Regions from separate parts of the Homo sapiens genome. Here all the other regions are linked to region 1. A link is a loop called in an ENCODE intact Hi-C map of the cell type or tissue named here. Cell type or tissue: PC-9. All regions are shown on one strand. Links, peaks and the distances in the headings refer to the core of each region. The heading gives the core; the rest is flanking DNA.

Region 1 (8,036 bases), core at 1,820-6,819:
TCCTAGGGAAGTGGTAAGGCCAAGTTCACCAGCAGCTGGCTGAGGCTTTACTTATTGTCATGACCTGGAGGGTGCCCAGAAAAGCTCCAACTGTTGCCTCACCAAGCTGCGAAGTTATGCTGCGGCTGCCGTGGCTGTTAACCCCGCCCAGGAAGGCCGTGCAGGGCCAGCGTGCAGGCCTTTGTATTCTGCCCCCTGGTGCCCTGTTGAAACCTCAGTCCCGAAGATGACAGCGTATAGTGAGGCTTCAACGAGCCCCAGCCTTAGAGTGTCTTTACACTCTAACCTGTCCTACAAAGACCCCACTGGAAGAAATAGATATCTGGCTAGAGCTAGGCCCAAAGAGAAAAGTTGAGAATTCAGGCCGTTCACTGCCTCATCCAAACCCTTCTCCTAAGCATCTGGACACCTAAGGCTAAAAGCATCTGGGGAGTTTCTAAAATTAAATCTCCCAAGGATATTCTGTATGGCCCCTTGAATTGCTAAGTCATTATTAAGTGTGAGTCGACTCTGCAGTGGCAGCTGCACATTACAGCCCTCGGCTCTTAGGGCCCTTCCAGGGAATATTAAGTGTGGGAGAGAAAAATGAACCTGGTTTGGGGTTCAACTCAGGCTTGACTTTATTAGGGAGGGTAACAACACAGGCCCATTATGTTCATTATGTTCACAGGGGATTTGCACTGAGAAGCAATATGAAACACGCATCACATTTAAAGATTCACGAGCCTCATAAAAGAGATGTAGCACTATTATTCTTTTTTAGATGTTAGCAGTGTCAACATGTGGCCAGCTAACTTCTCACAAGTGTAAGAGAAAGCGGTCTGTTGAGTTTCAATTCCTGCTTTAGTCAAAACAGGAGTAAGTAAAAATTGTGTCTGTTCCTTTTGAAAGACTTGTGCCATGGAAGCTACTATCGTTGTGGGTCTTTGTGTGTGTGAAATTAAGTGGATGAGGGAAAACCGAGGGAGTGTTGTGGGAGTTCAGCCTTTCTGAAGTGCCTGTGCTGGCTACTGCAGCTTAGAATCCAGGACTGGCATTTACAACCCATCATCACACAGGTTCTCTTGACCCTATGTGTCGAAATTTCACGTGCGCAGAGTGCTATGGCGGATGTAGGCAGAGCAGAGCCAAATGAATAAGGTAGTAAATCAGGAAAATAAGCCTTTCTTCATCTTGGAACTACAAAACAAAATGACGTTTTAGTTGTCAGCAGGTAAAGCCAGTGGGGCCGGAAAATGAAATACGTGTGACCACAGTGGTTTGCCCACTTACAAAATTATCCTGTTTTTAGCATCTTCAAACAGGCATGTCTTTCTAAGGTAGAGGACGCGCTATATAATATTCATTAGTCAGCCCCAGGAGAAGTGTCTCCTCCTGGTTCCCCTTCTATTGTGGCATCCTCATGTGCTCAAAGTGTAGTTTTACCTACAGGTGTAAATTAGCCTATTGATTTGAATTGAACTAGAGAAAGGCAATACAGGGAGCTTTCCCAAGTGACAATACAAATAAACATCTGCAGAGTAACCACTGCTTTGTCCCAAATACAGAAATTCTCTCTGCTTTGTTTTCCTTTAGCTTCCTAATTTGTGTGTGTGTGTGTGTGTGTGTGTGTGTGTGTGTGTGTGTTAAGACTGTACTATGATTTTATCTCTTTACTGAAAGAGATACATACTAAAGTTGTCCATTTAGGGGGAATAAAACCACATAATTTTGGTTTCATTAAAACAGTCCTTTTATTTCAAAAGTAAAATTCTTTCCCTTTCCCAGGCTTTAAAATACCTGTGAGTTGCCAGCCCGTTGTAGGGGTCAGACTCTCACCAAAACATTTCTTTTTATTTATTTTTCCCTTTTATAGTTTCACTTATGCCATGATAGACGTTACCAAGGACTTAACTCTCCCGGAGCTGATGCCTAGCATTTTAAATGATGGGATCCACATCCTGTCGGAGCAGCGGCTTGATGCCAGCGTTGAATTACTATTGAATAAGCAGCAATGAAATCTTTATCAAAATAATCAGTAGTTCCAAAAACCACAAATAACAACAGGAGCCGAGTTGTACTAAATCAGCAAAGACCATTGAGATATAATAAGTGACTGAGTCACTTTTTTCTACATCCCCCCCTCTTGCAAAGTCTACTCGGCTATTTTCTTGCACAGCCTGGGGGAGGGCAGGTGGAGGGAAGGAAGGGCATTGCTCAGAAAAGAAAAAAAAAAATTGACATCACTTAAGTCACATGATTGGCAAGAACCAATTGAGATGGGCTGTGGAAAGGGGAACAGTTAAATTTGTAATTTGGGTTGTGTGAAAACTTCTTTGGGCCTCATAAACAACCACAGAACCACAAGTTGGGTAGCCTGGCAGTGTCAGAAGTCTGAACCCAGCATAGTGGTCAGCAGGCAGGACGAATCACACTGAATGCAAACCACAGGGTTTCGCAGCGTGGTGAGCATCACCAACCCACAGCCAAGGCGGCGCTGGCTTTTTTTTTTTTTTTAATCTTTAACAATTTGAATATTTGTTTTTACAAAGGTGCATTTTTTAATAGGGCTTGGGGAGTCCCAGAGGTATCCAGCAGAGGGGAGAAGAAAGAGAGATGTAGGGCTAGAGGGGTGAGGCTGAAACAGTGACCTGTCTTGGTTTTCGCTCCGAAGGTAAAAGAAATCATTGAGTCCCCCGCCTTCAGAAGAGGGTGCATTTTCAGGAGGAAGCGATGGCTTCAGACAGCATATTTGAGTCATTTCCTTCGTACCCACAGTGCTTCATGAGAGGTGAGTACATGCTGGTCTTGTAATATCTACTTTTGCTCAGCTTTGCCTGTAATGAAATGGCAGCTTGTTTCACCTCGGTGCAGAGATGCCTCGGTGCCTGCCAGTTCCCTGTCTTGTTTGTGAGAGGAATTCAAACTGAGGCATATGATTACAAGTCTATTGGATTACTTACTAATCAGATGGAAGCTCTTCAGAAATGTTTTAATAAATACTTAGTTATGCTGTTGGAGTGTTCAGTCGGTGCGTGAGAACTTTGTCAAGTGCGAGTAAGTTGTGCTGGTCTTGTTTAAAGGCTTAGAGATTATGAAGCTTGCACGAAGCTCCCTGGGTTTTATTTTGCTGTCCCTTGCCCGGAATGCCTGTGTCTGAGTTATCCTTAACTCGGCATGCTGTGTGGCCCAGAATGCAGCCTGCCCTGGGGCTTAGCAGGCACATGCACAGAGCCAGCCAGGAGGGCTGGTGCCAGTGTGGGGCAGGAGGCGGAGGCTCTCAGATAGCCTTGCACCAGCCTGGGGACTTCAGGGCCAAAGTGGCAAGGCAGCTGTCTCTATAAGGCAGAGAGTACAGGAGACTGACAGACTTGGTTAGGTTAAAATCATCAGCATGGGGCTGTGCTGTGTTTTTCCTTGTAGCCTCAATGCAAAGAGACAACCAGCATCTTTCAAGAGAGAAAGGAAGCAAATTGTGGCATACCGAGGTCTCTCTGGAAAAGGGCAATAGAGAAGTTTCCCGAGTTAAGCATTCTCGCAGCTTAAGTCGTTAGATTACAGGCTTATGAATAGGAACAGCCAGGGTGGAAAACCTGTCTCCATTTTTGAAACCAGCCTCTTGAAATGGACAAAGCTGTGGTTGAGCTGTGAGTGTGTGAGTATGTGTGTGCATGTGCGTCTTGTGTATCTTTCGTGGTAAAAGAGGGCTGTGCTTAAACAAACAAAAATAATAACATAAAATGTCTCAAAGGCATTGCCGTGTGCGTCGGGGCACGCACTCTGACCAGTGCCTGCAAAGTGTATCTTGATGGTTTGGCAAAGCTGAGATGGAGTGGGCTGGGATGGGAGAATAATTAATTTTCTGGCTACAAACTCTCTTGAGCACCCAAATTGTATCTGTGACTCATTATTTATTCATACAGCTAAGTGAGCAGGGGAATGCAGAGGGCTTGCCGGCCACTTTATCACAGCAAATGCTATTGTGAATGCACGGGGCTGTATGTTTCCGGGTCCCTGAAATTAAAAAACTTGATGAGAGAGAGAGAGAGAGAGAGAGAGAGAGAGAGAGAGTGTGTGTGTGTGTGTGTGTGTGTGTGTGTGTGTGTGTGTGTGTGTGTTGGAGATGGCAAGAGAGAAGTTAAAGAGAAAGAGAAGAAAACAAGTCATTAACCAAGCTCAAGTTTCAAATTAAAGAGTTTTCAAGTGCTTCTTTACTGGCAGCAGAGGGAATTTTAGTGAAGTTGAATCATGCAGACGTGCGTTAGTCACTAGTCTTGCAGCGTCGTTTGGTTGGTAACACAGAGACACCGGCCACTGGTGAAAAGCTGCAAACGGCTCCCTGGCTGCATTTCCTCTGGGCTGCTAACAAGCAGAGGAAGCAATATTTGTATAGAATAACAGAAAAAAAAGATCTTCCTGGCTTTACTCTGCTTTCAGTACCCCCTCAGAACGTGTATTGTTTCCTATTTTATCAACTCAGGAAGGCAGATTCAGGAAATTTTTAAGCATTCCATTGAGCAATAGGTTGGGTTTCAGTGTGCAGTGCTGGCCCCTGGGGCTCTCCTTACTGGCCAACGGCAAAGATGGTGAGGGACACGCTGAGCTATGCAGACATCAGGAAATAGCAGGAGTCTGGCTATCTCCCGGACAAGCCCAGGGCTCCTGTGCCCGATGGACACTCAGCTGACCTGCGCTAGGTTAGGAACAAGGGTCGGTTAGCTTTCACGGAGGCAGTGTAGGGAGGGCCTGAGCTCGCACCAAGACTCAAAAGGGATCATCTGGAAAGGTTTTTCCACTCCTTCCTTTCAGTGAAAGGAACTCAGGGTTCTTTAGAATCTCTAATTTGGTAATATAATATTGAGATTTGATGTCAGAGGGCCAAGTGAAATCTTGGCAATTTCCTGGTTAATTTCATCCAAGTGATCCATCAACATAAAGGTTTAAATTGTCCAGGTTAACTGTCCACATCATTCACCCAAGCCGGAGAGGTAGCAAAATATCATTTCTTTTGATACCGTTTGGTCATCATCTTAGAGCTTGATGCTAGAAGAATCACCATCCCTGCCAACAAATGGCTCTCCCCCAGAGTTCTCAGCCTGTTGCCATAGCTGGGCCACTCGCAGTGGTCAATGCGGTCACTTCTGGCTGCCTATAATTTACAGCGTGTGTTCCCTCCCCAACGGCAACTGTGAGCCGAAAGGGAAGACAGCATCTTTGTTTTCTTCCTGGGATGGTACTTTATCAGTCCATGCAATTCTCACAGAAGGAAACCTGTAACTCATTTTTAGCCAGATACCCATGTGGAAATTGGGGGGAAAGAGAGGAGTGAAGCCAAGCAAACCATTGTTCCCTTCCTTGAGAGAGGCAAGCCGGAGTCTGAGAGACTGGCACATGAAATTGATGTGGTCTACCACAGAGAACTCGGGGCTTTTTCTATCACACCACACCAGGTTCCCACCGAATTTGCTTAGGAAGGAAGACAAGATGCGATTGAAATTCCCTGGAATTATCACACACGGTGTGCAACGTACAATTCTTGCCGAACCCAAACTTGGGTTCCCTTGAAAAGTGCAGTGTGTCGGCAGAAAGAGTTGAGGTAGGTGTGGGGAGGAAAAGCCTCGGCACGTACATATTTTTGCAAAATGGCTCAGGTAGCCTTGTTCTTAGAAGTGGCTTAGTGGTCTATGCAAAGCCTGAACACTCACATGCCTCTGCGTTCCTAGAACCACAGGTAAAAATCTCAGCGAGACCGACTCCCTGCTTGTCTTCTCAGCGGTTCAAGTTTACCCCACTGAAGCAGTCTTTCAAAGGGAATTGCCAAGTACAAAGCTGCATGTATAAAGTATGTTCTTCTCTAAGCATCGGCTTGCCGCTCTTTTCAGAAGAATATTTATTAAGACACTTCTTCTGGCTTGACTGAACACTTAAGATCTTAAGACTTCAGGCTTAAGCCACAGAAATTTATTTTCACACAGTTCTGGAGGGAGACTGGAGGTGTGAGATCAAGGTGTCGGCAAGGCTGATTTCTGGTGAGGCCTCTCTCCTTGGTTTTGCAGACAGCTCCCTTCTCCCTGTTTCATCACATGGTTATCCCTCTGTGTGTGTCTGTATCCTAATCTCTTCTTATAAGGATACCAATTGCATTGTATTGGGGCTAGCCTAATGACGTCATTTTAAAACCCTATGTCCAAATAGTGTCAAATTATGAGCACCTTGGGGTTAGGACTTCAATGTATTAATTCTAGGGAGACATACTGCAGTCCCTAACAGTGGGTCTTAGCAAATCTGACCCACCCTGGCCCACAAGGAAACTGTGGGATGGGGCATCCTGGCTGCTCTCTTGGATGTTAAAGAATCAGACTGTAGTTCCTCCTTTGTGAGATGGAGTTTCACATCTGAAACTGCCCACACATTTTGAAACTATAAAAAAAAAAGGTGTGATAAAACTATCTAAACTCACAATCATGCCTTTGCCATTTAGACTTTTTGCACGCTAAGAAACTGTAGAAAATGACGAGTAATTTTGAAATGTTTAAGTGTTAAAAGAGCAAATGGCAGCCGCCCCAAAGAAACCTCCTCTTGGCTCTGCTTTCTTGGGGAGGATTGTCTTTGTACTTCAGACTGACTTTATTAGTGGGGTTTAGGGGGCTGTAGGAGGCCCCACAGCTGCTCACACACCGAGTACAGGGGCATGGAGCAACCAGTAGCAGAAGCACCTTTGGAAACAGCAACTGACCCGATTCTGAATGGCAAGAAGCCTTTCTGAGCTTTTGAAAGCAAATGAGTAGCTGAGACGTTCCTACATTCTCTCAAAATAGATCCGAAAGATGTGCTCAGAAAATATGTAGCCCTTTACTGAGAAATCAAGCCTGGTGAGATGCTGGGACAGAGGACGGCTGCACAGCCGCTGTGCACACACAGACTTTAATAAGGAGCCCAAGGCCTAGAGAGAAGAGTCTGGAGGCATAAGAGCACCTGCTATTAGAGAAAGCAATGGCAGGAGGTCTGTGCAGGGAATGTGCTCAGATGACACAGTGATGGCCTTTTCTTTCTTTTCTTTTTTCTGGCTTTCATCAAATAGCATATAGAACTTCTCTCTTGAGCCTTAGTTTCCTCATCTGCAGAGTAAGGATTGCAATAGTACCTGTTATTAAGGTAGCTGTGTGGACCGAATTAATCTGTGTAAGGTGCTTTGCCCAGCCATATAAAGTAAGCAATAAATCTGAATGGTGGCTATCAATGTTCAGTTATCTAAGAAGGCAGCCAGTCAACCGCTGTCTGCTCTAGGGAGGGAGAGGTCACAATGCCCTGGAGGACATTACAGGAGGCTCCCTGGAGAGAGGGACACAGGAGTTGGGGGAGGGGAAGTTGGGAACAAAGGAAAGAAGGAAGAGTGGTCTAGGCCGAGAGTACAGCCTGGGCAAAGTTAGAGCTGCAGGATCCCACATGGGCATGGACAGCAGTGGGTAACTCAGTCCACCCTAAGGGCTTTTCACCAGCAGGTCAGCCTTCCTTCCCTTGTGGAAAAAGAACGAGAGCCCTTTATGAAATTCAACTTAACAAGTTTTGATTTTAAATATGGAGGCTAGTTGGGGCAGGATGTCATGCTAAGTCTTTGATCTGAACACACAAGGACAACAGAGATGTCTCTTTTCATTGAGACTGCTGGTGTAGCTTTATTTTCTCCAAGGCTCTTCTTAAGGAAAAGGCCATTTTGCCTGTATACCTTTGAGCAGGTTCTCTGGGCCTCTGAGAGACTCCCATTTTCCCTGCTCCTTGGGAACATTTGTAATCATGTACTTTGTCAAAGCCCAGACATGAAGGTAGCTTTGATGGCTTGTCTTGTTGGAGGCAGCAGAGGAGGCCCACACAGGAAACTCAAGCAAATTTTCAGTTTCTCAGGTAACTTCCTAGTGACCTAGATGAGTCAATAGATGTCTTTGTGTCTCATTTGAGTTCTGCAAAATGGGCTAATAATATTCTAGACAAGCTTGCATCTAAATTACCAAGTTCCTGTTGGAAGTCTTTACATGCATCAGAAAGAGGTACCATAAAAC
Region 2 (8,036 bases), core at 1,544-6,543, 360 kb after region 1:
ATCATGAGGTAATGAGATGAAGACCATCCTGGCTAACACAGTGAAACCCCGCCTCTACTAAAAATACAAAAAAAAAAAAAAAAATTAACCAGGCGTGGTGGTGCTGTAGTCCCCAGCTACTTGGGAGGCTGAGGCAGGAGAATGACGTGAACCCAGGAGGCGGAGCTTGCAGTGAGCCGAGATCGTGCCACTGCACTCCAGCCTGGGCGACAGAGCAAGACTCCGTCAAAAAAAAAAAAAAAAAGAAAACAACAACAACAACAACAACAACAACAGATCTCATAAGAACTCATTATGAAGAGAACAGCAAGGGGGGAGTTCTCTCCATGATCCAATCACCCGCCATCAGGCCCCTCCTCCAGCACTGGGGATCACAATTCGCTGTCAGATTTGGGCAGGGACACAGATCCAAACCCTGTCACAAGGCAAGACCACAACTCCTCTACGTCGACTTGTGAACTATAGTAACTGTTTCGACCTGAACTGTGGGCAGGCCTGCTTGTTCCTTCACATCACCTTTGGGGCCACAGCTTCTAATGGACAAGCTCCAAATGGAACTTTCTATTTGGCTTCACATGGTTATTTTTCGCCAATTTTTCAACTTGGCAAGAGTGATTTGAGGTCCCTCTAGCCAAAAATCTAACAGGGCACAGACCTGGATCATCACCACAAGAGGATGAAGGGACTACCCATGACATTTTGCCTTTTTAAATCTTGGTTCCTTACTATGGTTTTTAGAACCTACCCTCAAACGTCAAGGTAGGGAAACAACTTCTGGAGGCCATTGGTGCCCCCTAGTGGTCAAGAGATGCACTCATTTATCACTTTCCCTTTTACGGTCTCCATTCCTAATTAGGTTTTGTGGGAAAATGCTACAAGTTAGTTTTTAGCCCCTAGTGGGGGACTAAACCATCTAGATTTCCCTGGGACTCAGTGATTCCCTGCTACACAGGATTTTCAGTTTTAAAACCAGGAAAGTCCTGGAAAAACTAGGACAAGCTGGTCTTTCTAACCCCTGACAGACCTCCTAGACTTCACAAAAGAATCACCGGAAGAAGGCAATGTCTTTTTGTCTAGGCACCTCAAACAGAATTAGGACCTGAACAGTGTGCTTTTAAAAATGCATCTTGATTTGAGGTCAGCAGCTAGATGGTGCATACTTTGCCTTATGTTAGGAAAACAGCAATTTACGATTGGTAAATTATTTCTCGACTCTCATTAAAGAACAAGGGGTGGGGCTGGGGAGGAAGTCCAGTGGTGGGAGAGTAGGGTCACCCCATATGCTGGCAGAGCAGACCAAGAAAAAGAAATTCTAATTATCTCTAAAAGTGTTCAGACTCAGCTTTCTCAACTGGTTCAGAATTCCCCAGCTCTTCTGCAAAGTTCTTTAGAAATGCACAGCTCCCTGGAGGTGGGGGTCCGGGGAGGCACCTGCCTTCTCTTCCTCTTTCCTTATAATGTTTTTAAGTTTTAAAGAGGCCAAAGGCCTAGAGCAATCTATTAACAATGAAAAAAGTCCAGTCCTTCAAACATACTCAGGTCAGTTTCAATGACCAATATATGAAACTTCTCTGCAGCTGGGAGCTGGGAATTGTATAGTACTTTTTGTTTACACTGAAACTAGTGAGTAAACAGAAATATCTTAAGGGTTCTTAAGGGAATTATTATGAGATCAGGTTTAGAGCCAATATAGATTTTAGAACACTTCCTTTTAAAAGACTCCAGAAATCAGAGGCTTTGCAGTCAGGTAGAAAGCAGGTGATCATCTATGTGGTATGATTTGCGAGATCTGGGAGAATCCACCTATCTACAAATGCCCCCACCAGCCTTTCATGAAAGTCTGAATCACAGAGGATTGTCTAGAAAAAAGCCACAGTCCGTCAAGCTACATATGTGGTCATCTTCCCTCAGGCCAAACTAAAAGGGGGCACCAGCTCCAGTGACCTCTAACCTCCCCATGAGTTGACACTATCTGTCCATTTCCTTATACACAAAGTGAAGGTGTTCGTTTTCATAACTTTTCTATACCTTCTCAACGGTGACACCTTCTCAGAGGTGGCTGAAGAAGTGGCAAAGCTAAATGAGCACTCTTGTCTTAATAAATTACATTTTGTAAAGACATGCTTGTCAGATCTCTTTCTAAAAAGTTTGAGGCAGTTTTGAGAAACTGTCTTAGTGACTACAGCTGGTCATTGTTACCATAAAGTATCCTAGTATTCAAATGTTAAAATTAAGTCACCTGGAATACTGAAAAAAATAGCAACCTAAAATACTAAGAAGATTTGGATTGCTAAATTAAAGTTCTCAATAGATCTCATGGATGACACGTTCATTGAAAAGTTTTGCTTCATTTTAAAGGGCAAAAAGAACAAGAGCCACCTGTAGTCAATTACATCATCAGTTTCTCCTGCAGTTGCCTTCCTTAATGGAACAATTTCAACAAAAAAAGCACGCAAATGAACGGCTCTCAGCACAAACAAAATTGCTTGTAAAGGAGCAAGGCAATTGCACAATGTGCTGTAGGACCAAACACCAGATCAATGGTAGAGTGGGATGGTATTTTTCATTTAAATGCAAATTTGGTAAACCTTGCCCTATATCCTCATGTTTAAGAAACCTCATCTGTATCAACCTGCTAGTTTTCCCCGACACTCCCTTTTTTTTTTTCCTGGCCACAGAGATTGAAAGGAAAGCCTGTATTACTAAACCAAAACTTCGGGTTTCACAAGCTTTACACTTAAGCCAGCCTGACATTTTGCATTGGTGAAAGCAGACAAAAGAATCAACCAGGAGTGCATAAAAATCATATTATGTATTAAATCAGAAAACTTGGCTTTAAGCTTCAAGAGAAGGGAAATCAGGGTCAGAATCAAAAAAAAAGTGTGGCATTTAGGGAAATCACAACATTTTATTAGAACTATCAATATGTTCAGAGGAGTGACTTCTCCAGTTTTAACTGTTAGATTCCAGTTTTGCATTTCCTTGTAGTCTCTGAATCTTTACAAGTTAAAGGGTTCCTAGTTCATGGAAAATTTATTTGCTAACCTTGAAAGTTCTATGTCAGTGAGCAAAGACATACAATACCTCCCTGTAGAAGTTAGCAATTTAGAGAGAGAGCTTTAGGATACCTCAGACATTATGGAATTATCTGGAAACTTTACCTTCCCCCATTTTCCACTGTGAGTGACTACAACTATATGGCCTGGTTTGACCCACACGAGAGGAAGGCCGTGGCCCAAGACCAAAGGGGATCAGCTGCTCTCCAAACAGGGAGAAACACCAGCCTGACTGGCCAAGTCTGGGCTTTATTATAAGGAATTCTTTTCTGTGCCACATGCTTTTTTTTTTTTTTTTTTTTGACATGTATTATAACTCCTTTCCCACCCTCACCCTGGGGAAAAGAAAAGGAGGGGGCACCCACACTATTTCAGGATTCACTAACCCTGACCCAGGCTGAAATCAGCTTCATGTAATTGTCCATAAAGCAGTTGAGGAGCAGATATTCAAAGGCTCCTGTTTTCAAAGGGGGCAGTTGTGCTCAGTGACCAGGAAACCAATGTCCCTAACTGGCTGCGAATCATATGGCGAACACAGCAACCCAGTGTCAGGGTAATGAGTCACTTCATCTGCCACCTGCAGATGAACAAACACACCTACACCACACAAAGGAGAGGCTGGCATTTTCCAAATAAGCTCATGTGTTACGCTAAATCCAATCTAGGCAAGTCCAGTGACTTAAGAAACTGCCATATTTCAGTCCTGTGTTAAGGGATAAAGGAAAGTGAGGCTTTAGAAAACTGGAATTCGAAAAGGAGGCGATAAAATATATTCTCTACAGAGAATAACTTGCAAATATTTTACAATAAGGTACCAGCAGGCAATTAAATAGGGAAAGATATGTGCTTGTCTATTTCGAGAAGAAAATGTCATGTGATGATAACTTGGCTGTGCTGTGGGGTGACAGCACTGGCCTCGAGGCTGATCCTGCACCGCTGGATATCCAGGCAGCGCTGTGCCCTCACCCTCTCTGAGCTGTGAGCCGGACCAGAGAAAGATCCCCACTCACCCCACCCTCACCCATCAAGAGGTCTGTCCTTTGTCAGGGAATATACAAGGGTCTGGACATTCCTGCCGGAAGCTCCAAACAAGTTCCTGTGATCCAACTATGGGAAACAGACTCAGAAAATAATGAAAGTCTTTTCCAAGAATAAAGGAGAAGAAACTTGTCTAGCCTCAAGACTAGAGAGCTAGAGTCAGAATGGCTCCTAAAAGGAAAAGAGAAGAATCTGTTTGGATAAGACAGTGTGGAGCAAGAAGCATAATTTCACGCTGTGTTGGGGTGAATCAAAAATGATAAAGCGTTCAAGGAAACATCAGAGAGCCAACAAAGACATGGAGTTGTCCGAAAGCTTCTGCCAAACCTAAGAAAGTGGATTGAAAAGAAAAATCTTCAGCAGCCGCAGTCCCCAGAGAAGGCCCCAGCCTGACATTGCACAGCGTCTCAGGGCGCATTTGTATTCCAGCCTGCACTGGGGAGTTTAGTGCCCCTGGAGCTGTGTCAAGCAGTATCAGTGGACACCAAGTCCATCCAGCCCCAGAAGATTCTCAGGAAAAAAAAAAAAAGCTTCAGATCCCTTAACTCACCAAACGAGACACTTGTTAGAGCACCTTCTATATAAGAAAGTGGACTTGCAATGAGAATGAGCAAGACATAATAATAAACAATAATACTCCGAATGGTAGTGAGATACAAGGCACGTGGTTTGAAACACAGACCGTGGAAGCCATCTCTGGTGTTGTTCTGCACGCACCTCCCAATCCCCAAAGGAAAAACATCATTCTTCATCCAAGTACCTTCGAACACCAGTTCACCTGGGCTTCTCCAATGTCAACACGCACCTGTGGGGTTGTGCTGAGCACTGACAACGTCTTCCTAAGAGTGGGTCTCACCACGACTGCTGGAGGTGTGGAAAACCAAAGGGGAGGTGCATTGCCCAGAAATCCATCTCCTTCTCTGCTCCACCCTCTCCCTGCATCTGGAACTGCAGTTCATGAGGAAGAAACAAGAGGGCTGTTGGCTTCAAAGATGCAGGTGTGGGCAGGGTCCTCCTCAGGCAAGGGAAGAATAAAGAAGGAGCCCTTTGCTCTCTCTTTGAACTGCGAGAGAGCTGGCCCACCTCATTCCCTCACCCCACACTGAGAGCAGCTTCACAAAGGTGCCCTGAGAGATTAGAAAGGAAGATCCTGGCTGGACAAGTGGCTCACACCACCACGCCAAACCTATTTCACAATTTCTAGAAGGGACTTGGACACCTTCGAAGGAGTCATAGAATACAAGCAGGCTTCTTTGGGGGAAATTTTGACATTGCGGCCATCAGAATTTGCTACTTCAGCTCAAATTCTGGAATTTCTGTTTCCCCTTAGAAACAAGTCAAGTCTCCCTTAGAGAAGGAGGAAAATCAGTCTCATTGCATCCCAGTCATGAGACCCACCACTGAGGTCCGCTCAGCTGTCTCCCTGCACCCTCTGCCCAAGCCTTTCTCAGCTCAGTCACCTTCTTCTCCCTTCTTCCTCTACAGTCTATATTAGCAAACTAGAGACCCTCGCTGGTCTTATCCCCCACCTCTTGGTTAGGCGCAAGATGGAGCTACCTGAGGTGGAGCAGGCGTCAAGCCATCGTACAATGAAAGGGACAAGGGCAGAGCAGATGGGCCATACAGGGCGTCTATGCAGACTATCTGTAAGGCGTCTCTGCTTCTTAGCCTCTCTGTAAGGCCAGGGGAACGCCAGCCGCAGAGGAGACCACCCGGGTGAACCGTCGTTCTCCGTCTTTTGTCTTCCCTCGCCTGCGCTCTAGTGGGGAGAAAAAATAGACAGCGAGGACAGCAACAGCCAGCAAAACCCAGCAGCAGAAATAAGGCTCCGAGCCGAATAAGAGTCAAACCAATGGTGGGGGGCGGCCACACTGATGAGAATTGAGGGGAAAGACTATTGTGTCCCCTCGTTTTCACATCTTTGCTAGTATTGTCCATTGTTATTATACCAGCTCAAACTATGACACAAATAGTAGGCATCACACTTCTTGTAAGTCTATAAAGGAAACATGTATCATCATTGCAGCAAGGCCTATTTTAGAAAAGAAATTTTTTTTTGTAAATAAATAAAAGTCCACACTTTCTAGACTGACTTTGTTTGCATGCTCAACCAATACTTTACACTGCATACCCCCAGTGGAGCGGACAGCTCCATCCCAATGCTCGTTGTCTGTAATTATCAGTAAAATTTATTGCCAGATTCCTCATTCCAGGCCATAAAAGGAGCTAGGCTTTCCCTTAAAACAGACTTCTCACTCTTCATTAAAACTTAGAAATTAACTTTATTCACTCCTACATTTAGATGCTAAGAAATATATTTTAGATCTTAACACTTTCAAACATAGGTGTAAACATTTAAAAAAAACTACTAATCCTAAACATATTCCTAAGTATGTATAGTATTTTTTCTTTTCAGCTGTTGTAACAATTAATTTATTATTCAATGGATTAAGTGGGTGACTACCCTCGACTCACATTGATTAATTACTGAACCACATTGCTCCTAGCTTTCAATTCTAGCAAAAGGCTTAATTATGTTAGTGTTCATTGTAACAGCAGGTGGAATCAAGGCATAAGAAGTCCTTGAGCAAACAAACTGGTATTTGCCATCTATTCTTATATATGAATTATGCTTTAAAAACTCCGGGGCTATTTTTAATCCATATTTAATAATATGGCCTGATACCAACTGAAGCTTTTACATGGAGATGAAAAGCTTATTTCCTTGTGAAATTCTCACAAGGAATTATTGCAACAAAGGAACATCTTGTTCTAGAAAGCCTGCTTAATATTGCAGCCTGTTTTTATATATCCCGGTGGTTTAGGTTCTTGAATGACAGAGTAGTCCAATCCCTACAGTGACTCAAAAGGGAAAAAATGCAGGCACCAAATGGAAGAACTGGCTGCATGGAGCCTCCTTCCTTTCCTCTGATTGCCCCCTCCCCTTTAGAATTGCTTTCAACTGTTACTCCACACCTCCCATCTGGCCCTGTCTTTTCACCCACTCAGATTTCACTAGCTTAGAGGAGACATCAGTCATGGCATATCCCAGTCACCAATTGCCACGTAACAAATTACCCACAATTTATCAGCCTAGAGTACCTGGTTTATAGTATCTCATGATTTTGTGAGTGAAGGATTTGAGCGAGGTTTGCCTGGGCGATCCTTCTGTTCCGTGTGGCACTGACGAAGGTTACTCAGCAGTGTTCAGCTGGCAGATGGGCTGCTCTGAGGGGCCAAGACAGTTTCATACACATGCCCAGTGTCTTGTGGATGGTCTGGTCTGAGGGGGCCAAGACAGCTTCACACATGTGCCCAGTGTCTTGCGGATGGGCTGGTCTGAGGGGGCCAAGACAGCTTCACACACATGCCCATCATCTTGCATAGATGGCTGGAAGGCTGGGCTCAGCTAGGATTGTCAAATGGAGCACCCACAGGTAGCCCCTCCAGCATGGTGACCTCAGGATGGTCAGTGAATAAGGCAGAAGCCACACAGTCTTGCAGGACAAAAATCACCCAGCATCACGTCCACTATATTCTGCTGGTTACGAAGTAGTCACTAAGGTCAGGCCAGATTCAGAGGGAGGAGAATCAAACCTCACTTCTTAATAGGAGTATTAAAGAAATGGCAGCCATCTTTAATCCACCACACTATATGATTCCAGGCTGTGCCAAAATGCTCAAAGCATATGTTTTTGGTTTTGGGTTTTTGTTTTGTTTTGTTTGACACAGAGTCTCACTCTGTCACCCAGGCTGGAGCGCAGTGGCGTGATCTCAGCTCACAGCAACCTCTGCCTCTTGAGTTCAAGTGATTCTTCTGCCTCAGCCACCCAAGTAGCTGAGACTACAGGCGAGTGCCACCATGCCCTGCTAACTTTGTATTTTTAGTAGAGACAGGGTTTCACCATGTTAGCCAGGCTGGTCTTGAACTCCTGACCTCGT
Region 3 (8,036 bases), core at 1,544-6,543, 300 kb after region 1:
TTATCCTGGGGAAAGAATCCAACAGATGTATAAAGATACTTTTTCCAGAATGATTATCACTTCAGTGCTAATAACAGCAAAAAATTTGAAGCACCTAAATAAGCGACAATGGAGGGCTGATTAAACAAATTTTGCAACATGTATGAGTCAAAGTTTATTAAGCACCCATTTAAAAAGATGGAAGTGAATATTTAACAGAATGGAGAACACGGCACGTGAAGAGAAAGGTCACAAAACAATGTGCTCTTCATAATTTTTACTTCAAAGTAGGTATGGGTGTATATGTGTGTGTGTAGAGATTTATATAGCTGATGAACATCAGTCAAAGGGGACCATTTTTCTGTCTGAATGGTGGATGATGGGTGATGTTAATTTTGTTCTTGGTACTTCTCACTATTTTTTTAATTTTCTATTAATAGAAAACCTGGTAGCCCTTAAAGAAAATACACTGTTCTCATAGGCAATAGAGGTTTAAATGAAGAAAATCCCAGAAAGCAGTGTTCTTTCCTGCTGAGTTTAGCGTTCAACATAAACAAAAAACTGATAGCCCCCTGGCAGGATTATGTAGGGTTGGACAGAACGATGGGTGAAAACGTCTGGCGTGAGATAGACAAGTTGGCCAAGGTGGTTGTTCTCTGAGATCTCCCTAATGACACCACACACACACACACACACACACACACACACACACACACACAGTGCCTCTTGCTACACCACACTGATCTAATCCAATCCAGTCTCTTGGGAGTTTGAGATTAGACAGACACCAAGAGTTGAGACTGGGGCATGGGAAGGCAGGTCCCCGAGAGAGGGACACCTGGCCACAGAAGGGCCAACTCAGTGCCCCAAGGTCACCTCTGAGCCCATGAAATGCGTCTCCTTCCAGTACTTCCCACTTTTAGTTACACCGAGATTAAACTGATAAACCAGAATCCATTTCTGTGGTTTGTAACCAAAAGAGCCTCACCGGTGCCCAACCGCTTTGAAGAAGTTAGACTCCTTTCCCAGCTTTGTCCATTTCTTCCCCGGCACATCTGTTCTCTCAGCAAGCGAGGCTGGAAGACACACCATTGGCAGAGCACTGTGCTCAGCGCCTTTTAGACTTTCACGTGGAGTAATATCACGTCGAGGTCTTGCCGTTGAGGTTGTCGTAATGCAGCTACAGGAGTTGTGTGGGCTCTTTAAAAATGACATGAAGCAGGGCACAGTGGCTTACGCCTATAACCCAGCACATAGGGAGGCCAAGGCAGGCAGATCACTTGAGGTCAGGAGTTCGAGACCAACTGGCCAACATGGTGAAACAGCGTCTCCACTAAAAATACGAAAAGTATCTGGGTGCGGTGGTGGGTGCCTGTAACGTCAACTACTCAAGGGGCTGTGGCAGGAGAATCACTTGAACCCAGGAGGCGGAGGTTGCAGTGAGCCGAGATCATGCCACTGCACTCCAGCCTGGGTGACAGAGTGAGACTCTCTCTCTGAAAAAAAAAAAAAAAAATGACATGAAACTGACTCATCAGAGCTCCATCAGGCCACGGGCTACAAATGTGGCTGGGCCACGTAGACAGAAAGACACACGGCCCTGGTGTAGGAGAGGAAAACACACTGTTTTCAGGGAGGTGGAATTAGGGGTTTCCCTGTCCCTTCTCTCTCAAAGCCTTTTCCAATGAATCTAGAATTTTTAGTTTCTTAATAATGTTCCTGTTGCTCTTCCATCTGGATGCAAAGGAGATCTATTCACGACATCTCCAAGAATGAACTCCATAAGAGCAGCAGAGTGGTCAAGGCCTACTTTCCCAGGGGTTCATTTTCTTTTTGCCTTTTTTTTTTTTTTTGAGACAGAGTTTCACTCTTGTTGCCCAGGCTGGAGTGCAGTGGCACAATCTTAGCTCACTGCAACCTCTGCCTCCTGGGTTCAAGGAATTATCCTGCCTCAGCCTCCCAAGTAGCTGGGATTACAGGTATCCACCACCATGCCCGGCAATTTTTTTTTTTTTTAAGTAGAGACAGAGTTTCACCATGTTGGCCAGGCTGGCCTTGAACTCCTGACCTCAGGTGATCCACTCGCCTCGGCCTCCCAAAGTGCTGGGATCACAGGCGTGAGCCACCGTGCCCGACCAAGGTTCATTTTCAATGCTGTTGACACGAAGGCTAAGATCACAGGGGAGGTCACAATTTTAGGATCTCAGCTTTTAGAATGCTGTCTTTTTAACCCCTTCAGCATTTCCATCTTATTGGAAAAGGGCAGGCAGGAGGGCAGATGGGAGGGAGGGAGGCAGTTGGGCTTTCTTCCTGTCCAGGGGCCAGCTCTGCCTTCCTGGTCCTCACTCCCAGCCCCACTCCTTCCTTCCCCTGTTCTGTGCCTCTCCTATCTACTCCTTCCACATCCCTAGCCACCTCACAGGCTCTTCATGGGGCTCAAGTGAGATAATGCAGGGTGTGAAATTCTTTGTCAATGAACGCATCAACTCTACGTTCCATTTGCTGTCATTATCTCCTGTATCTTTGTTCCACTTGTGCAGGTGATTTGTCCCCCCGCCAGTCCCCGTCCCCTCACCCCCAGTTTCATGGATAAGGACCAGCTGTAGACTCTGCCAGGCCCTGGGCAGTGTTGGTATCGTGCTTGGAGGTGCTGCTCAGTTATGCAACCCACCCTCCTCCCCCAGCCAGAGCCACAAAGCCACTAGGGCACTGTACCAGTTTGTTTATTTATTTATTTTTGAGATGGAGTCTCCCTCTGTCACCCAGGCTGGAGTACAGTGGCACGACCTTGGCTCACCACAACATCCGCCTCCCAGGTTCAAGCGATTCTCCTGCCTCAGCCTCCCGAGTAGCTGGGATTACAGGCGCATGATGTCACGCCTGGCTAATTTTTGTATTTTCAGTAGAGTCGGGGTTTTACCATGTTGGTCAGGCTGGTCTCAAACTCCTGACCTCAGGTGATCCACCTGCCTTGGCCTCCCAAAGTGCTGGGATTACAGGTGTGAGCCTCTGCTCCCAGCCCCACCGTGTTTAGCTTGGTTAGGCACAGAGCCTTGCATGAACCAGCACCTCGGGGACCCCATGACGAGGTCAGAGCGGGTGAGAGGCACGCACCAGTGTGACTGAGCCACTCGCTGGGACTCTGGGGGCAGCGTGGTGGGGCTTGAGATCAAGGAAGTGCCTGCAAGTGGATTCAACGATGAGACACTTCCCCGGCCCACAGGGTGGAGGGGTTGGCTGGAGGGGTTGCCTGTACTTACCAGAGACGGTCCCCGAGCGAGCTTGATAAGCTGAAAGAGACGCTCAGGAGAGCCCTGACAGAGCTCCCCAGGCTGGAAAGGACAGAACTCCCCACCGGAACTTTCATTTTCAAAGTTCAGCACCTCAGTTAAGTAATTAATAGGTCTGGTCACGTTCACAGCTCTCCAAAAGAGACTGATGGAGCTCTGCTTTTCCTCCGGAAGTGCTTTCATGGCAAGCCCAGAGAAGCCCCCTAGGAGGCAGCCTGTCATCCAATAATCACTTCCTCTCTCAGGCCCAAATTCCAAATCAGCTCAGCAATGGGCAGGGCGGCCCTGAGCCACGTCCAGAGGTTGGGATTTGCTGACTCCTGGAGGATATTCTGAGTATAGCAAGTAAGTGAACTCGCACAAACAATGCGTTCAGCAATGGGAAGAAAACAGCTGTTTTTGTCCGAGAAGTGTCTGGCATACCCAAGACTTCTTAAAGAGAGGAAAATATTAACCTAGAGCATAACAACCCCTTTCTCTTTTCAGTCAAAACCTAGACAGACTGTGTTGATATTAAGTTAACAAGTTCCATGGGCTAATACCTTCCGAATGAAATGAGAGGGTTCTTAAATTAATAGATGAAAACTCCCCTTCATACATCAGAGAACTAAGGAAAGGTAATTGCCCCCAATATTTATTTTCGATTTGGAAAATCCAAAGCAAGAAGGCTTTGAAGAAGTCAAGATCTGATTATAATTCTAGGCTCGGTGCCAATGGGATAAATTATCTGGCAACTTTTTTTGCACAGTTATTGATTCTATTTGTCTCTGACGCCAAGCGCCCAGCATGGCACAAAGCCTCACAAAGTGCTCCGAAAAGGGTGTCATCCCCACACCGTTGATAAGGCTCAGAGTCTCTCCACGGCCATAATGCAACCCCCTCCTCCCCAGGGGGCTGTTGGCACCTCAACCCACTAAGGGATCAGGAAGTAGAGTTTGCCAGTGAGGAGCCTGGAGACTTCAAGCCTGTTTGGCCTTGGTGTTCTTGTGATTTAGTGCCCTGGACTGGCAGGTCTAGGGACTTTTTGCTCTAGACAAACTTTTTAAATAGGCCAGGTGCAGTGGCTCAAACCTGTAATCCCAGTGCTCTGGGAGGCTGAGGTGGGAGGGTTGCTTGATCCCAGGAGTTTGAGGCTGCAGTCAGCCATAATCACACCACTGCAGCCCAGCCTGGGAGACAGAAGAAGACCTTGTTTCAAAAAAAATTTTTTTAATAAATATAAATTTAAAAAATAAAAAATCCCAACACATGCACACACATACATGCACACACATACATGCACACACACACATGCACACACATACATATATATGCATGTGCAAAAGGTATGCCCAAGCTATACTCTCTTTATTTGAGTTTTAATTTACAGAAGTTTTCAACCTGGCCAGGCCTGGAATCATGGAGAATGGGCTGGGAATGGGTCTGCAGAGGTTCCCAAGGACATGTTTGAAAAGCATCCTCCACCTGGGAGAGCTGGGTCAGAATTAGCACACTCTAGGAGAGTTGGGGAACAGCTAAGAGCGGGGCACACCAGCTCGACTAACTGAGCCTGAGCCAGTGGGAAAGTCCTCATAGCAGTGGTCACTGGAGCACGAAACAGGGACATGGCTGGCTGGGGCTCCTTCCTCCGCCCCTCCCCAAGCACAGGTGGGCATGCCGTGGTGGGGCTGGGAAAAGGCCTATGGCCAGGGAAGCGCAGGATGACAACAAAGGAATGGTCAAGGCCTAACAAACAGAAACAGCGATGCAAATTGCCTAGGAGATGGAGCGGCAGTCACTGGAGCTGGCGTTGCCCAGACTTTGGTTGGCTTCAGGGTGACAGTTCAAGAAGGCAGCTCCTCCTGTGGGCCAGTGAGCTTGCTCCAAGAGCAGCCCTTTCCAGCTGACGCCCAGAGTGACCCAAAGGCTCTCCCGGAAAGTCCGGTTCTAAGACGATACAGCTGCCCGTCATGGAGCAACCTGCCCAAAACCACAGGGGGAAAAAAATCCAATAACCAAATCCCGGTGACCACACCCTGTCTGCAGTTACTCAGAACTCACTGGCCAAGGTCCAGGGAGCAGACCGAGTCAGGCTGAAGTCTATCCACATTTAATTTTCAATTGAAAATGGAAACAAGTCAAGCCAAGACAAACCCAGGGCCTGATTTAACAGCATCTACTGCCATGGCAAAGACATTGTCATGTGGGGTGCCACAGATCAGCCACCACCACCCCAGGGAAAGGTTGACACCACCACATCCAGACACTTTTCACTCACCTTTCATATAGAAGCTCATCCACTGCATAGCAGCTCAATGGTATTGTTACTGTTATGTTCTTTTTACAGGTGAGAAAACTGAGGCACAGGTTAAGTGACTCACTAAGCTCTCACTGTAAATGGTGGGGCAGGTTTGAACCCATGTGTCTGGCTCTTTGGTTCTACATGCGTTAATTCTGATTATAGTGAACGTCTGAATGGCTAGAAATATTTGGAGATTGTGCCCGGATGACAGCTGCAGAGAAGTGACCGTGGCTGACCCTGGACAGCAGTGCTTGGTCTTGCTGGGAATCGTCAGGTCCTCTGCCAGGCTTTCCTGGGGAGCACCAGGTGAAGTATCATGGATTTGAGGTCCTCTGTACTGGAGGCAGGACGCAGACACCAAGAACACCTCCAGGCAGGTGCTGATTCGCCGGCGGAACATTTGCAATGTGCTCACCCCTGTTGTGGGTAGGGGATGTGGGAATATTTGCACTATTGGGTTATACAGGGCTCAGAGGGGAAGGCATCGTGGAAAAGGATTTGGCTTGAGGAAGGAACACAGGAGACATGGCCATGCCATAAGAAGGAAGATGCCTCCCTTTAGATCAGGATTTGACATCAGAAAAGAAGAGATCACTCCAGTGAAGGGCCAGGAGACCTGCCTCCCAGGGCAGAGAACTCCCCGCTCCAGCCCCTCCTGGGGGGACCCTCTCCAGCTGCAGACCCCATGGTGGGTGATCAGGGATGTGATACCTTAGATGGGTCCCACATCCCCTTCAGACGCTAATGGTGTTTGGCTTTAGCCGACAATGCTCCTCCAGGGTGTGGCCTCATTTCCAATGTCCAGCGTCCTGGAGTCTCGAGGTAGAACCTTGAGGACTACCCTTGTTGCCCAATCTCATGTTTCCCTCTAAGGGAAAGGCTCATGTCCCCACTGCCAGGCAGCCTCTGACACAGGGGACTCTTGTAAGCAAGTCAACACACAGCATGGATGTGTGGAGGGACTCAGAGGTCTCTTGGTTGTGTCCCCTGTATCGAATCCCGCTTGCACAAGGAACTTGACTTCTCTGAACATTTATTTCCTCCTCTAAAAGATGGCCACCATTAGGCTGGGCACCTATGTTAAGTAGAATTTTAAAAGATTGATTTAGTGAAATATATACAATAATAATAGGCTTGGCCCAGGGTTTGCAGGGAGAGCGCGAGCTTTGGGAGGATGCGACACATTTTTGGGTATTAGAAGATGACAGCAGGCAGAAGCAAGATACCCTAGAGGATAGGCCAGGAGGTCCCCTCTGAAGTCTGCCTGTCTGGAGACTTGCAAGGCAAGAAGCAGGTGAACGAGAAACAGGTGAAGGTGGAAACAGCTCTCCCCTCCTGGCGACTCCTCTCCTGGGGTAGCCGGTGCTCCTGGGTGTGTGTTGAGCCTACTGCGTAGAACTTGGTCTGATCAGATACAAAGGGAGAAGCAGGAGTGACAGGCACAGTGGAAAGCTGAGCACCCCACAGACCTGAATTTGTATCTTTGTTTAGATGCTCACCAGCCATGGACCTTCAGACAAATTCTGACTTCCCATCTGCAAAGTGGGGTCAAGAGTCCTTAGAATGTTTGAGTGAAGAACACAAGATAGAATGCATTAAATGCCTGGCACACAATCCATCCATTCATCCTTGGGTTTTCCCTCTTTTTTTCATACTTATTTCTATTTGTATTTTTTAGAAATAGTGTCTTGCTCTGTTGCCCGGCTGGAGTGCAGTGGCGAGATCATAGCTCAATGCAGCCTTGACCTCCTGGGCTCAAGCAATTCTCCCACCTCAGTGAGGGGGTCCATGTGTGTTCCAGCATGTGTGCATGTTTTGGAGGAGAACCTTTCAAGAGGTTAAGAGCCACTGCTCTGAAAACAACTTTTCCCTCAAAGACCACCACAGTCAGGCATGTAGTATGTCTTGGGGGTGGTCCCGGTATAGCAGTACCTGGGGGTACATGAGTGTGCAAAAGTGGTGGCATTTGTGGCGGCATGAGAACACACCAAGTTGGGCTAAACCTTACTTTTACAAGTAATATGCACCAGGCTCTTGTTACCAAGCACTTTTGGAGCACTATCTTCCTGTGTGCTAATATATCCAAACACTGGCCATCGCAGATATTTTTGTTAATAGATCTATTATGCAGGCGGAGGCCTTGACAATCAGAGATTTTGTGGCTAGTCCAAGATTGCTCAGCTGGTAGCCTGGTGGCCTGTTATGCAGAACCCCTGCCTTCAGGTGACACTTGGTCCCACAGGCTTGGTGAGGGGCCTCCAGTCTGAGCTACTCACTCAGTTGGTGGAGGTGACAGAAAGGAGTCCACGACAAGGATTCTACAGCTTCCCTGGCTGGAGGAACACCTGGTTTCCTCCAGGTCTCCCACTATTCTCTCTTGCTCTTCTCTTAGACCAGATACTGGTGTCAGTGTCTTATTTAAAAATTGCTCCTTTGAATAAACATTCTGGGTCCTTGGCCAGAAGGCAACAAGTGCAAACTTGGTA

What was found. Peaks named below come from ENCODE experiments on the same cell type or tissue, not always from the same donor. Only the 100,000 strongest peaks of a DNase experiment are listed, where the experiment ranks them.
Region 2: a loop joins it to region 1, with 23 times the contacts of the local background. A loop is called at or near these places in 5 of 110 quality-filtered maps.
Region 3: a loop joins it to region 1, with 31 times the contacts of the local background. A loop is called at or near these places in 17 of 110 quality-filtered maps.

The regions. Positions count from the first base shown.
Region 1 is chr21:35,043,576-35,051,611 of GRCh38, reverse strand. RUNX1 (RUNX family transcription factor 1) reads left to right here and starts at 2,310. Exons shown (of 9, transcript NM_001754.5): 1 at 2,310-2,444; 2 at 2,654-2,770. The coding sequence starts at 2,713. RefSeq lists enhancers at 2,468-2,587, 2,948-3,087, 4,293-4,352, 5,674-5,933, 6,934-7,033 and a silencer at 5,334-5,383. In PC-9, for the core only: no CTCF peak of the experiment used is centred there; DNase peaks (open chromatin) are centred at 2,161, 3,901, 4,231 and 4,541; H3K4me3 peaks cover 4,503 bases; H3K27ac peaks cover 4,142 bases.
Region 2 is chr21:34,686,184-34,694,219 of GRCh38, reverse strand. The region is part of intron 1 of CLIC6 (chloride intracellular channel 6); the gene reads right to left. Among named protein-coding and RNA genes, the nearest start is that of CLIC6, 21 kb to the right of the region's middle. In PC-9, for the core only: no CTCF peak of the experiment used is centred there; DNase peaks (open chromatin) are centred at 2,579 and 3,629; H3K27ac peaks cover 2,676 bases.
Region 3 is chr21:34,741,220-34,749,255 of GRCh38, reverse strand. LINC01426 (long intergenic non-protein coding RNA 1426) reads right to left here and starts at 3,431. Exons shown (of 3, transcript NR_038885.1): 1 at 3,240-3,431. LOC107985515 (a long non-coding RNA gene) reads right to left here. Exons shown (of 3, transcript XR_001755016.1): 3 at 5,318-6,625. RefSeq lists enhancers at 2,050-2,344, 2,551-3,050, 3,051-3,552. In PC-9, for the core only: CTCF peaks have their summits at 3,385 and 3,592; DNase peaks (open chromatin) are centred at 3,575 and 5,265.